Regions from separate parts of the Homo sapiens genome. Here region 2 is linked to region 1. A link is a contact called in ENCODE Hi-C or POLR2A ChIA-PET data. All regions are on one chromosome and are shown on one strand. The core of a region is the stretch at or near the end of the contact, and the rest is flanking DNA. Distances in the headings are between cores, read along the strand shown.

Region 1 (4,553 bases), core at 1,455-3,954:
TTCCAATGCACTAACTTAGATCTTATTTCAAGATGGCAAATATAAGAAATATGACAAAATAAAATGAACAATGGTATCAACAATATTCAGTTGAATATGGTCTAACTTCTTTTAAGGTTGGACTGTTCATTGTAAAAAATGAAAGCATCTAACTGTTTCATTATGTCTCCCAGGTATGCTGCCCATGTGCCTACTTAGTAAACCATCTTGGGCCGTGAACTACTTTCCTTTTTTTTCTCCTTCGTAAGGACATTATAATTTAAAGAAAATAATGTGTAGGTTGATTATTTTAACTATGAATTTAATTTCACATAGTAAAAGAGGTATTTCAATATTTTTGCTTTAAAAAGAAAGTTGAAGGTACCTGCAACATGGTCAAATCTCAAAATATAATTATGCTGACTGAAAGAAGCCAGACAAAAAGAGGACATATTGGCCGGGCCTGGTGGCTCATGCCTGTAATTCCGGCACTTTGGGAGGGTGAGGCAGGCAGATCAGCTGACCTGATGATCGAGCCTGACCTCCTGGCTTGAGGTCAGGAGTTCAAGACCAGCCTAGCCAACAGGGCAAAACTATGTCTCTTCTAAAAATACAAAAATTAGCCGGGTGTGGTGGTGGGTGCCTGTAATTCCAGTTACTTGGAAGGCTGAGCCAGCAGAATTGCTTGAACGTGGGAGGTGAGGGCTGCAGTGGAGCAGAGATTATGCCACTGCACTGCAGCCTGGGTGACAGTGGGAGACTCCATCTCAAATGTCATATAATTCAATTTTTATAAAATTCTCGAAAATGTAAGCTAACCCTATAGTGACCAAAAGATCAGTGATTGCCTGGGAATGGAAACTGGGACAGAGAATGGCAATGAATGGCACAAGGAAACTTCTGGGGAATGGCTGTGTTTTTAAATCTTGATTTTGGTGATCATTTCATGAGTGCATGCATATGTCAAAAATTTCCAAATTGCACATCTTAATCATGAGCACTTTACTGAATATCAATTATACCTCAATAAAGCTGTTAAAAAACAACAACAAAAAAGAAGGTGTTGAGTCTGATAGGGTTGAGGCCAACTGCTACAGTACATTTGTGCAATGACAGGATTTTTGCACTGAGACACTTCCAAATGTCAGTATCTGTAGGATCTGTATGGCTTTCTTCCAGTATGATTCAATTTTCCAGATTAAGATTCTCTAGTCTCTTTGCTGGAGGATATGAACCTGATTGCCAGCATTCTTGGAAATAAGCAGGGGAAGGGTGAGGGGGTCTAACCATTCAGTGTGCAGGCTTTTACTTTCTTCTCTATTTTCAAGCCATCCCCTCACCCTCCCTTCCCCTCTTCCTGCTGTCCCCAGTCCAGTGCTTCTCTCACTACTGTTAATATTTATAGCTTCCCTTCCCCTAGAATACAGGCTTTAAACATGTTTCAATAGGACAATTATAAAAATAAAAGATTTGTTTGCAATCATTTATCTAGATGAACCCTTGGATGACAGAATCATTTGGTTATTAAGTGAAACCAGGACAGACATTTGGGGAAGGGGATGGCATTTTAACCTTTTGTGGAGCCATTCCCCATCAGACAATCCTTTGCTGCCACTGCCAGAGATAACACCAGGTAGGATGTGGCAATCCAGATCTTTTCATCTGGATGTCAGCAACAGCAAGGCAGGGGCCTGGACAGGATTCAGGTCACACAGTGTCTAGCTGGCTGGTGGAGCTTTGAGGTCTTTATAGAGAAGCTCTGCACTGAGATTATCATGAAGCCTGTGAGTGTTGGGGGTCAGCCTGAAGGCAGCATTCTCTGAGTGCTTCCAGCGGGAACTCCCTGTCGTTCGTGAAGGCAGCCGTGCTTCTAACACTGGAGTAGCAGCTACCACTTGTGAGCACTTACTGCATGCCAGGCACTGTGACAGGCACCTCTGACAAATTATTTCAATGATTTCACAACAGCACTACTGTTTTTATCCCCATTTCACAGATGAGGTGACTGAGACTCAAATAGATGCTCAAAGTCACTGAGCTAGGAAGTGTCAGACACAACCACATCCATGTGGACAGACTCCAGAGCTGGAGATTCGACCTGAATCCAAATACTGTTCTCCCCAGAACTCCAGTTGTGAGACTTTTAAGTGGAGCTTGGAGATTAAGGAACAACCCTTTTGGGGTCATTCTTGCTAGGGCTGTATGAAGACAGCAGGTGCACGCAGGCTACTGTGAAGTGCGGAACCACTTGGCTGGCAGCCTGGAATATAGAGGGGCAATCTTCTCAATGGGTTGTCAGGGCTACCACATTTTGGACTTGCTGCCAGGAGACCCAGGTTCAAGTCCCCACTCTGCTGCTATCTCACATTGTGACCTTGAGTGGTCACTAATCTCTCACTAGATACTGGGCCTCGGTAGCCTCGTCTGTTAAAGGGGATGACTCAACTTGGGTAAGTCTAAAGTTTTCTCAGCTTTAAAACGCAGGGATTCCATGTGTCACCTCTCCCAGGAATATTTGTATCTGTGGAATGAAAGACCTTTTGCTGCTGTCTCAGAGAAGTATTTATGCAGGTCAGGGGTCCTTTCCCAATGCGTTGGACTCATCCATCTGGAGGAGCTCTTCTACCGAAGGGCACTACCTTCTCACCAGGCTGTGGCAGCAGAGGGGTTAAACAGCATGCCCTGCCCTGCTCCAGGCAGAAGGGTTGTAGGACTTAATCACGTTTCAGCTTGGCTGTCGGGCTGTGAGTCACGGTTGCACTGCGATTATGTAAGCACGCAGGAATAGGTGGCATGACATATATGCTGCCAGCAGCCACGGGCCTCGCCCTTCCGAGTCACCACTACTTTTTAAGCCTTTTTTTGGATACAAGTTTCTTTGGGTTCATCTTTGGAATGGAAATGGAAGCATGATTGCAGAATAGGCAGAACAGGAATTATCCATCAATCAGAGAGAACCCAGCCCTTTAAGAGAAGCTGGAATTAGAATATGGAATTCCTGAGCCTTGAGCTGGCATAGCCGAGCCCTGGTTTATGCTCTTCCTGCCTCCCTCCTTTTTTCCCTCCTGCCTGTGTGCTCCACTTCCTCTCCTGAGACTCCCCCAAGGTAGCATCACTCCCACCAGGAGCCTCAGGCAGGAAAAATAAGGCCCAGAGAAGGGACTGTCCCTGGGGACGTGCACTGAGTGTGTGTGAGGGTGCGGGGCAGGAATAGGAGTGCCAGGAGTCTACCTCTGGAGCAATGCCTCCCACAGTATTTCTGTAGGGGAAAGGATAGAAACTCACTTCTTGGGTTCCTCCAATCACCATGCACATGTCAGTCCTTCAGCTATAAATGCAAAGGAAAGCCAGAACTGAGATTTGAGCTTTCTCACCATCTCCATGGTCAGATATCTCCACTGCCAAAGGGTTCATTCCGCCTCTGGGTTTATCTCTTTCTTCATGCTTCTTCCTGGCAGTGTCCTGTTGAAGCTTACCTTCCCATCTGTGTTTGCATCCACTCCCTAAAAACCACAAGACAAAACAAGAAAATAAAAGCCTCCTCCCCTCACTTAATCCACGGTTCTTTTTTCTTCCTGCTTACAAATTTCTTGAACTTGTATGTCTGTCCTTGCTGCTTCCACTTCTTCATCTCTCATTTGTGTCTGATGCAATAGGGCAATGAAGTGTCCTTGTGGTCCCTGGTGACCTTCTCATCGCTCAATCCCAAGGCCTTTTTTTAGTCTTCATCCAATTTAACCTCTTGGCAACATGTGACATGCTGCCAGCCAGCTGCTCCCTCTTTCTAATGCTCTCTCCTCTTGGCTTCTGTGACCCATCTCTTTACTACTCTGTCTGTTTCTCCAATGCCCTCTTCCTGGTCTCTCTTGACATCTTCTCTTCCCTGATCTGCATGCCACCTATATGGTGTACGTCCTCATGTATTTATAAGTAAGTAGGTGTTTATTTCTTGTCTCCTTCCCAAGAGGATTTAAATAGGTGGCACAAATATACACTACACTAGGGTAATAAAATAGGGAGTAAGATGCAACTGGTGGAGAATTAAGATCAAATTGGCCGGGCGCGGTGGCTCACAGCTTTAATCCCAGCACTTTGGGAGGCTTAGGCGGGAGGATCACTTGAGGTCAGGTTTGGCCAACATGGCAAAACCCCGTCTCTACTAAAAATACAAAAATTATCTGGGTGTGGTGGCGCATGCCTGTAGTCCTAGCTTCTCAGGAGGCTGAGGCAGGAGAATCGCTTGAACCTGGGAAGCAGAGGTTGCAGTGACCTGAGGTCACACTACTGCACTCCAGCCTGGATGACACAGTGAGACTCCATCTCAAAAAAAAAAAAAAAAGAGTAAGTTGTAGCCATAATAAATGAAGAAGATAAAACATTATTCCAAAAGACACTATAAAATCATTAGTCCACCCAACCAATCTGATCCTGTGACTCTCCTACCAAAAAGATTCCAATGATGCATGATTGTCCAACTCCCTATATAGCCTTTCACAGTCTAATCCCAGTGGGCTTTTCCAGGTCATTTCCTGTTTTTGAGCTTTGCTACAAGCTGATCCCTCTTCTTAAAGTGC
Region 2 (4,316 bases), core at 776-3,275, 120 kb after region 1:
ACCCAGGTCTGCCTGCCTAAAAAGCTGAACATGCTCAGAGCTTACACAATATTGAAACATAATCATGTTTTAACCCTTTGAAGAGTGGTTTCACATCTGTGGGGCTAATTACACCTCTCTGTGACTGGCACGTATTTTGAGCTTAAGAAACACTTCCTGGGTAAAAAGAGCACCAGAGTGGTGCATTCCAAGAGGTGTCCTAGGAGCTTTAGGGTGCCAGTCATGTGTTTTACGTGTTCCACACCCCTCCCTTCAGTTGGAGCAGCTCTGTTTTTCTCTATTTTACGTTGTGGCATTTGGCCCACCAATTTTATTTGGAAATAAGCATTCTGTTGCTTAAAATGGTTTGAAAACAAATGATGTAGAAGATCAGATCACTCCATTCCTAGTCTGTACCAGACACCAGCGTTAACTGTGATTCAGTGCCTTTAATGACACGGAGTATTGAATACTTCTGTATGGCTGAGCTCTTGAATGGTGGCCGGCATTGCATTGTAATGGAGTAATTGGAATCCTGGGGTTTAAAAAGAGGCTGCCAGGTGTGGTAGTGATCATGGCGATTCCGGGTACATGGAAAATACGTGCCTTGAGACCTGTGTCTTGCTACATTACCTGCTTAGGACTTGGAGATGTATCTTTTCGGTCCTCGTTTCATTTGGAGTATATGCCATACATTCTCAGAGCAGTCCACTGTTGTGTGCTAGCAGGTGCTTGAAAACTAAAGGAAAAAAACAAGATCCCCTCAACCCAGAGTCACCCCATAGAGGATGATTGGAATGTTCAGTGCAGTTACCTGGGGCCACTGGAAATGATATTGTAGGGCAGAAAGGGCAGGTCCCTTTAGGGGCATTAAGTTATAAATATAGGGCTGGTTCAGGAACTGAATGTGAAAGTATGCGTTTGTGACTTTGACCCACCTCCAAGTTTACGGCTGCATGCCTCAGGCATTGAGTGACAAGGAAGAGCCAGAGGCTCTAAGGTTGGATCAAATACAGTCCAGTGTTCTGATTTGCCTGAGCCTCTCCCAGTTTTGGCATTGAAAGTCCCATGTCATAGGAAACCCCTCCATCCTGGGCAAACTGGGATGGTTGGCCACCCTACATGGCCCTGGAGCTCATGCCCTCACTGCTGCTCAGCTCAACTGTGGCAGCAGCCCTTGAGCTGCTTCCTTGTGCTATCCCAGCCCTCCACAGTGCCACTAGAGCCACTAGAGCCCTTTTGGAAACAGATCTGACCTTCTTAAGAACGAAAGAAAGTCCTTGGCAATGGTATTTGCTGTGCGTTTATAGCCATGTCACGTGAGCCCTATGTTGTAGCTACTCTGGACATGCCATTTTTTGGCACCCACAAATTAATGCCAACTTATAGTTATACCAAACCTCTGTCCTGCCTTACTGGACACCAGAGCATGCCACAAACCTCCATGGCCTTGACAGGGAGAAAGGGAACAAGTACCTTGATAGGATCTATTAACGGAGGAATAATTTACTGTGTTTCTTCTTTGTTGTTGTTGTCATTTGTTTGTTTTTTTTTTGAGACAGAGTCTGGCTCTATTGCCCAGGCTGGGGTACAGTGGCGAGATCTCAGTTCACTGCAACCTCCACTTCCTGGGTTCTAGTGATTCTCTTGCCTCAGCCTCCCAAGTAACTGGGATTACAGGGCTACGCCACCATGCCCGGCAAATTTTTGTATTATTAGTAGAGACAGGGTTTCACCATGTTGACCAGGCTGGTCTCAAACTCCAGACCTCAAGTAATCTGCCCGCCTTGGCCTCCCAAAGTGCTGGGAATACAAGCATGAGCCACCACACCCAGCCTGTGTGTTTCTATATGTTCACATACAACATAGTCCATGTTTCACGTAAGCATCACAACCGCTGGGAGATGTCAGCATTATGAATCCTGTTCTACAGGTGAGGTGACATGCTCAGAGAGCCCTGTGATGTGCCCACACCACACAGGTAGTGAAGCTGCTGAGCTGGAATTCAAAATGAGGCCTGCCTACCTGTCTAAGGTCCAGTGCCTAACCACTGCTCTGGCATGGGCACGTAACCATGCGTGGGCGTTACGAGAGGGCCCGTCTCAGGATTGCCGAGTCACAGTGCTAGGCCTGCCTCAGATTCCGGACTTGGAAGGAATGCAGTCATTGGCTATGGTGGTTGTGGCTTCCTATGTGTGTGGAGGAGGGCTGCAGGGAGGAGGGGTGTCAGGGAATGTGTGTTCCAGAGGAGTCCTGTAAGCAAAGCAAGAGAGGACCTCCTTCCTGGGAACAGGTTCATCAGCAATACTTTATTATTTGTGTTTTCCCTTCAGTCCATCAGAAAATCCTGCACACCACCCGTTCTTGGTGGAGCTGTGGCCTCTGAGTCCAGCTGGGCTGGCCTCGGATGATGACCCACCAGGGGCAGCCTCGCCACCTCGGTCCCCTGTGGTCACTGATTCAGCGGATCGCGTGTATCCTGGACTTGAGAGTGCTGATGAGGCATTTCATCTTTGATATCCCTTTCATCCCTCATGACAGCCACCACGTTGTGTTTCCTAGAATTTGGCTGAGTTCCCACTACCAGGGAAGGCTCAGAGCTGGAGTGTCTGGAAAAGCCACCCATGGCCATGAGGCAGGCAGGCTAACCCCAGATGAGGGCGATGTTGCTGTAGCTAGCCCGCAGCTGTAGCTAGTGGTGGGGCCACCTCTAGTCACTGGGCAGGAAATGGAAAATTAGTGCCCCTAAGGAGGAATGCTGCCGTCACTGGAGCCAATTCCAGTGACTTTTCTTGGACAGGTTTCTGCAATCCCTTCTGCTTTCGTTGGCCTGGAAGAGTCAAGTGAGGCTGTGGGACAGGGTCTGCCTAGAGCCCGGAGAGAGAGTACCTAGTACTTACTGAGTGTGTCCTGAGTTCTTGGTCCTGCACCACACTTGTGTGTCTAATTTTTCCCCTCACAGCAACCCAATGAGATGCAATGTTCCCATTTTAGAGATGAAGCAGCTGAGGCTCAGAGGCTCAGGAACTTGCCTCTGCTAAATAGTGGCCGGGGTTCTGGAGCAGGTGATGTGGGCTCCAGAGCCAGTCTCCGTGTGTCACATCGCCTGACACACTTCTGGTTGTGTGGTCTCTGGTGGATGATGTCTACCGTTTTCCCTCTTGGGACCCTAGGGACTGTGGGTGGTGTTCTCAGGGAGCTGGTCAGATGTGACTTTTCTCAGGGCCTAAGTGCTGGAGGTGCTGAGTGCACCTGGGTGTAAAACAAACATTCTTGGGTTATTGAGTCAGAGCATCTCCCTGACCTCTGACCCATTCCGCTTCACTTCAGTGCTGTTCTCCCACCAGGAAAGGGGTTGAGTGTTGACAAACATGCCAATAAGTGAACCCCCCAGGAAATTGCCTTGTATCCTTGTATCCTTTGAGAAGGTTGTGGCAGGGCAGCAGAAGACTGGCGGTGCTGCTCGCAGTTGGGGCAGTCACCTGCGGATGCGCCTTGCCTGCTCCGCCAGCCCCTGCCCTGCTGCAGGTTCCGCGCCTCTTCAGCACTTTCATTCTGTGCCACACAATGGGGCCCTTCCCCATAGTCGGTGGTATTATCACCCAGGATCTGGATGTTTCCTGTCTACACTGCTGTTTCCTGGAGGGTAGGAACTGCACCTTCCCAGTGACACATGACAGTCTTCACCCATCTGTGTCTGTGGCTCCTTTCTGGAGTCTCACTCATCCTCTTTCCTGCTCCCCCACAGCTTTTCTGTTGCTTCAGTGGCCTGACTCTTGTCGTACATACATGCTCTGGGGTCAGCATTCTCTTGCATTCTGATAAGCCTGAGATCCTTTGAGGGGGCACCTGCTTGCCTTATTCACCAGGCCTCAATGTGTTGGTCCTCATTCCACTCCATCACATGACCCCTCTGGTCTTGCTGCAGGACATGGCCCTCATAATATGCAAACATTAGAAAGTAAATTTAGTACTGCAATTGCAATATGCAAACATAATATGCAAACATTAGAAAGTAAATTTAATACCGTGCTTGCAATTTGGTGTTCTGGGGGTATGAGGAACAGGATGGAGGCATGCACCCCTGGCATGGGGCTTGCTGAAAGCACTGAGGAGGTAGTCGGCTCTCAGGAGGGGGTGAGCACATCGTTGGATGCGAAACTGTCTTATATTGTTGATTGAATTATAAAAGTAATGTATATGCGACAGAATACTACTTAGCCATAAAAAGGAACAAATTAATGGCATTCGTAGCAACCTGGATGGGATTGGAGACCATTATTCTAAGTGAAGTAACTCTGGAATGGAAAACCAAACATCATATGTTCTCACTCATA

What was found. Hi-C counts contacts between places; a loop is a spot of excess contacts on that map. ChIA-PET counts read pairs that join two places held with the same protein, here RNA polymerase II (POLR2A). Pooled maps may share reads with other maps.
Region 2: a pooled map shows a loop between it and region 1 (1.8-fold over the local background). The contact joins two enhancer-like sites. A Hi-C loop is called at or near these places in 2 of 50 pooled maps. POLR2A ChIA-PET finds 5 or more read pairs at or near these places in 3 of 52 experiments (AG04450, MCF 10A and Panc1).

The regions. Positions count from the first base shown.
Region 1 is chr2:74,738,172-74,742,724 of GRCh38, forward strand. The region is part of intron 2 of LOC102724497 (a long non-coding RNA gene); the gene reads left to right. Among named protein-coding and RNA genes, the nearest start is that of SEMA4F, 86 kb to the left of the region's middle. RefSeq lists an enhancer at 2,022-3,221. Within about 2 kb of position 2,705, at least 10 of the 41 ENCODE cell types and tissues checked have a DNase peak (open chromatin) inside an H3K27ac peak, as active enhancers do.
Region 2 is chr2:74,862,991-74,867,306 of GRCh38, forward strand. All of the region lies in intron 2 of HK2 (hexokinase 2), which reads left to right. Among named protein-coding and RNA genes, the nearest start is that of HK2, 31 kb to the left of the region's middle. Within about 2 kb of position 2,026, at least 6 of the 41 ENCODE cell types and tissues checked have a DNase peak (open chromatin) inside an H3K27ac peak, as active enhancers do.